Regions from separate parts of the Homo sapiens genome. Here region 2 is linked to region 1. Evidence: chromatin loops called from intact Hi-C (ENCODE). Cell type or tissue: heart left ventricle. All regions are shown on one strand. Links, peaks and the distances in the headings refer to the core of each region. The heading gives the core; the rest is flanking DNA. Region 1 overlaps FRMD4A (FERM domain containing 4A). Region 2 overlaps FRMD4A (FERM domain containing 4A).

Region 1 (2,918 bases), core at 261-2,760:
TGTTTACAAATTAGTTTCATTTTCTGCCACCAAAAGGGAAACATACTGTGATCTCCATACTTGAGCTATTTTGTCAAACAAGAGTTAAAATCAGGAAACGTTTACAAATAAGTTCTGCGTCTAGGCGTATACCCAAAACAGATGAGTCCATATGAGCCCCAAAAGGCGTGACCAGGGATTTTCATAGCAGGACTATTCATAACAGCTCCAAAATGAAAATGATCCAAATGTTCATCAGAGGTAGAACAAATAAATGTGTAGTCTACGCATAAGGTAGAATCGTATAATGGGATAAAATATAGCAATGAAAAGGAATGGACCACTGTTGAGTTCAACAGCATGGATCAATCTTATAAGTATTTTTGAGTAAAAGAAGCTAGACACAAACAAATATGAATTGTGTCTTTATGTTTATATAAGGTTCAAAAACAGAGAAAACTCAACTATGCTGGTAGAAGTCAGAACAGGGGCTATGTTTGTGGAGGGAGGGAGACAGTGACTGAAACGAGCACAGGGAGCTTGCAGGGTGCTGGTGATGCTCTACTGCAAGATCCTTATTCCAGTAGGTTCACTTTGTGAAAAGTAAAGTAGAGGTTTCTCTTCAAAAATTTTCCTCCCCGTCTAATTAGGAATAAACAGAAACTTCTCTCAGAAGCAAAATGTATTCAAAGACCTGTGCTAACATTTTTAAATGTCTGCTAGCCGTAATAAAGAAATCGATGTACTTTATGTTCTTAGCTCCCACCATGTAGCCTAAATATTTGCCCTGGCACGCTTATACTGGTCCAAGCAAGCATTAGGTCATAGCCTGTTCCTCTTCCTTATTTGAAGTTGTTTTTACCTTTCTCAGTATTCCACAAGTTACTTCCTCCTTCCTTTGTTCTCCTCTGCCTTTGCCTCTTTTAAAAAGTTCTAAGTTACAGGCCAATCAGGACAAATACAGAATGTGAGGTCCCGCTCCAGCCAATAGAAACCAGACACAGCAGTAAAGTGGACGCGTCAAGTTATAAATAACGCTGGCTCCTTTGTTCAGTGTACTCTTGTGGCAAAACTGCTGGCGAATGTACCCTTTCTGCAGAAAGTATAAAAATGGCCTTGCTGAGGAAATTAAATTTATGTTCAAGTGCTTTTTCTTCACGGCACCGAAGAACAGGCATTTCAAACAACTTTGTGGGTATTTACGAAGGTGTACTTGTGATTTGTGCTCTTTCCTGAGCACAGGTTATACTTAGATAAGAAATTTATTTGAAAACAGGCCGGCGCAGTGGCTCATGCCTGTAATCCCAGCACTTTGGGAGGTCGAGATGGGTGGATCATTCGAGGTCAGGAGTTTGAGACCAGCCTGGCCAATATGGTGACACTGCACCTCTACTAAAAATACAAAAAAAATTAGGTGGGCGTGGTAGTGCAAACCTGTAATCCTAGCTACTCGGGACGCTGTAAGCCAAGATCGTACCACTGCACTCCAGCCTGGGTGATAGAGCAAGACTCCATCTCAAAAAAAAAAAAAAAAAAAAAAAAAGAAATTCATTTCGAAACAAAACTCAGTACTGAATTCTCCCTGGTGCAGAAAGAGAAAATCAACCTGTACAATCCTCATGACAAAAATCTATATATTTTCATCAGACACTTAGAAAATGTTCAGATCTTCCAGGTGTAGAGATGGGAGAGGAGAGAGAGAAAAAATTTTTTAAAGCATCCTTTTACTTCCAGAAGGTTACCATGTTATCTATGTGTTGACAAAAACATTTTCTTCACCAAAAAGTGTGCACATTTAACATTAAAGTTGCTGAGAATTCAATACAAATATATTTCTGAGGGATTTTTTTATGAGAAATTCTAGCCATATGTCCCATGTTAGTTCTGAAGGAATTCTAAAATTTGATGTGTGTTGTGTGGATATAAAGGTGATACTCAAAGGAAATGTCTGAGAATGTGTATTTATATTTTATAACAAGATTAAATCACATGATTTATCCACAAATTTTTTTTCCTTCCTTTACCAATTTCACTCCCTGCCCACTGATTTCTTGAATTCTCCCATTTCATCTCCTCTATTCCTCTCTGATGTGCAGTTGAGGTATTTGTCAAAATTCTCCCTTCTCCCCTCTCCTGTCCTCTCACTGTCTGGAAACTTGTCCACTCTGATGAGGATTTCTCTGTTTCCTTTGGCTGGATGATTTCTCACTCCCCAGCACCTGCTCTAACTTCTGTCCATCACTCCAGCCTCGACTGCACAGCTGCCTGGACAGGCACAGACAACGACGCCATCCATCAGCATTACAATAGAAGACACAAAATCAAATTGACTTCTCATCAAACTAGCTGCAGCTTTCCACTGCCTTACCTAGGTTAGTGGTACCATCATTCAACTAGGTGTCCGGTCCCAGATCTCTGGGTCATCTTTTTTTTTTCTTAAGACAAGGTCTTGCCCTCTCGCCCAGACTGCAGTGAAGTGGTGCAATCACAGCTCACTATAACTTCGAACTGTGGGACTCAAGCATTCTTCCTACTTCATTCTCCTGAATAGCTGGGACTACAGGCACATGCCACCATGCCTGGCTATTTATTAAAACTTATTTGTAGAGATGGGGTCCCACTGTGTTGCCCAGGCTGGTCTCCAGTTCCTGTCCTCAAGTGATCCTTCTGCCTTAAACTCCCTAGGTGCTGGGATTACAGGTATGAACCACTGTGTCCTGCCCTTTGGGTCATCTTTAACGTCTCTGCTCTCCAATTTCAAATCAGTTGTCCAACCCAGTTGATTCTACCTTTTACATTCTCTTTCCTGTCGCCCCTTTACTTCCCACAGTGTTGTTACTGTTGTTTGAGCTCTATTGTTTTAGCCGTGTGGCTCTTTGCTGATCTCTCTATTGCCATCTTTTCCTTCTCTAATTCTTTCTGCATTTGGCTGCTTCACT
Region 2 (2,918 bases), core at 108-2,607, 66 kb after region 1:
AGAGTAGCCTTAGGAATAAGTGTTTTTGTATTTTTGGCAATCCATCTTAGGGGCAGATTTCCAGAAGTGGACCAAAGAGTAAATGCATATGTGATTTTGCTATACATGTTGTCAAATTCCCTTTCATAGAAGCTGTACCTTCTTACATTCCCACCAGCAATCTCTGCAAGTGCCTCATTCTTCACGGTCTCTCCAATAAAATTCATTGCCAACCTGTGGGCTTTTTTTCCCTCTGTAGAGAGAAATGGCATTTTCATGTCGCTTTAATTGGCATTTCTCTTACTATTAGCGAGACCAGCATCTTTCTTAAGTTTCAGCTCTATTTTCAGATAAGTGCATTTTAAAACAACTCATAAGCTATGCATCATCACTTAGCCTTAATTTATGGGTTGTATTTTGTGATACTGATTAAGTGCATTTGAGCAGACTATTCAGCAGATCCTTGGGGGCACTGATCACCAAATCTGTCTGAAGGTTCTAGAAATCTCTTCTACTTTAGGACAGCACACTTGAGAAGTAGTATTATGAGGACTGAGGTTTAAACTCTTTGGCATATCTGGGGTATGTGATTGGAAATGGGTCTGAATTGGAATGTTGCCTTAATGAACATGTGTATACAGCTTCACTATTTACTCAAATGAGAATTCTGTACCAACACAAACCAGATACCTCTTCATCAAGAACTTAACCCAATTAGGGAGTCCTGTTTAGCAAAAAGAAGGACTGGGGAAATGGTTTGCTTAAAATAGCCTTGGAGAAAGAACACACTTAAAGGCTGGGTTTTCGCATAGGAAAAATAAGACAGAGAATTGAAGAATCAATGATATGCCCCTCATATTTGCTAAAGAGATGAAATAGAATGAATTCCTGAAGGGCAGGGATAAAATGAAAAAGGACTGATAGAAGAAAATTACTCCATAGAAACAAAAACAAACTCAATGGGGAAAAGTAGAAAGAGGCAAGAGCAAAATTCCTATGGACTCCTACAATCTCAAAGTCTCTGGCTGCCATGAGACCTTCCCAGATCTTTGTAGGTCATGTAATTTTTCACACTTTTCTGACTTATTGATAAGGTCACCCATTTTTGTACTTTCTTGATAACATTCAATTTACCACCTTATTGTTCATATCCTATCTCTTATTACTTTCTATTTGTTTCACTTACATGAAAGGCTCTCCAAGGGTTGAAGAGCCCAAGAGATTCCAAGCTCCTCACCCTCTGGAAGATTAGACATCTACATAGTTTCTTGACTGAGAAACAAATATGGACTAGGGAGATACTGGTTGAATAAAAGCATCTCAGAAAAAAAAAAAAAAAGCCTCCAAAGAAGCTTCTCAGAAGAAGCAATGGGTGAGATATTGTACCCTGAAAAACCTGAGAAGGAATCATTCATTTGTTCTCTTCCATAGTCAGTTCCTTAGTAGACCATAATTTCCAGTTTGTTTCACTGTTGGATGAAAGTTACAAAGAAAGTGAAAGTTCTGCAAAGAAGGAGAAGAGAGTAGCAAAAGAATGTAAAATGAGTGTTACACGAAAAAGGCAACAGATATATAGTTGTTTCTTTTAAAGGACATAAAAATAGAGTGTCCCAATTGCTGTCATCCCCTGCACTTAAATTTGAACATATTCTCCTGCCGCAGAACAAAATACATAATCCAGTGTGTTTCCCTTTGTGTCTAAGCTGCCAGAAAAATTGGAGCAAAATTCATCAAGAATTTGTGTCAACTTCTCAATGTAATGCCTAGAAGTTTACATTATTTCCAGTTCTTAAAAATGCTTTGACCAGGTTCGGTGGCTCACGCTTGTAATCTCAGCACTTTGGGAGGCTGAGGTGGGCAGATCACTTGAGGTCAGGAGTTTAAGACTAGCCTGGCCAACATGGAGAAACCCTGTCTCTACTAAAACTACAAAAATTAGCCGGGTGTGGTGGCGGGCGCCTGTAATCCCAGCGACTCAGGTGGTTGAGGCAGGAGAATCGCTTGAACCGGGAGGCAGAGGTTGCAGTCAGCCAAGATCACGACACTGCACTCCAGCCTGGGCCACACAGCAAGACTCCGTCTCCCTCCCCCAAACCCACCAAAAAAAAAAAAAAGTAAAAAAGGTTTTCAACTCGGGAGGCTGAGGTGGGAGGATCACTTGAGCTCAGGAGGTCAAGGCTGCAGTGAGCTGAGATTGCGCCACTATATTCCAGGCTGGGCAACAAAGCGAGATGCTGTAAAAAAAAAAAAAAAAAAAAAAGCTCTTTTCTTTATTTTTAAGTGTTTTATCCATGAGCCATAGAAAATACTACAGATGTGGTTAAAAAAAAAACAAGTATGCATACACAAACTGCTGTCCAATATAGAAGAAGGATTTTATAAAAAGGTCATCCAAAACTTTGTCTAGTTTAGAAGATCAAATAAGGAGAAACTGGTTCATGAAAATAATGAAAAGAATTCACTCAAAAGAAAAAAAATTCCTTCTTGCCCATGATCAAATGTGGAAACGGGGGTGCTGACACGGACATCCCTGTCTTTGAAAACAGCAAACTTGAGAGATTTTATAAATTGTAAGTGATCTGTAAGGCTATTCTCTTTTATAATTATTCAAGATGAGAATGCAGAAATAAACATTCGGGACAATGGAGGCATTCACCCATTTATTGAGACGGCAAGACTGGAAGATACTCCAAAAAATGGTCCATCTAGTCACCTGAAATATATTAGAGCAGCTTTCTTGCTAACAAAACAAAACAAAACAAAACAAAACAAAACAAAAACCTGTAAATTCCTTGTTATCTGAAAACCACTGCAGAGGCATTTTTCTTCTGCCACCATTGAAATGTTTTAATCTGCCAAACATACCTCAGAATTCTTTCACAAGCAGTTACTTTTTTCTTTTTAATGGTTATTTAAATTTTTTAGTTCTGTGTATTTTA

The links. Hi-C counts contacts between places; a loop is a spot of excess contacts. Peaks named below come from ENCODE experiments on the same cell type or tissue, not always from the same donor. Only the 100,000 strongest peaks of a DNase experiment are listed, where the experiment ranks them.
Region 2: it touches region 1 in a loop (10-fold over the local background); 4 of 110 quality-filtered maps call a loop at or near these places.

What each region holds. Positions count from the first base shown.
Region 1 is chr10:14,041,428-14,044,345 of GRCh38, forward strand. All of the region lies in intron 2 of FRMD4A (FERM domain containing 4A), which reads right to left. Among named protein-coding and RNA genes, the nearest start is that of FRMD4A-AS3, 31 kb to the right of the region's middle. In heart left ventricle, for the core only: no CTCF peak of the experiment used is centred there; no DNase peak of the experiment used is centred there; H3K27ac peaks cover 329 bases.
Region 2 is chr10:14,107,909-14,110,826 of GRCh38, forward strand. All of the region lies in intron 2 of FRMD4A (FERM domain containing 4A), which reads right to left. Among named protein-coding and RNA genes, the nearest start is that of FRMD4A-AS3, 35 kb to the left of the region's middle. In heart left ventricle, for the core only: no CTCF peak of the experiment used is centred there; no DNase peak of the experiment used is centred there.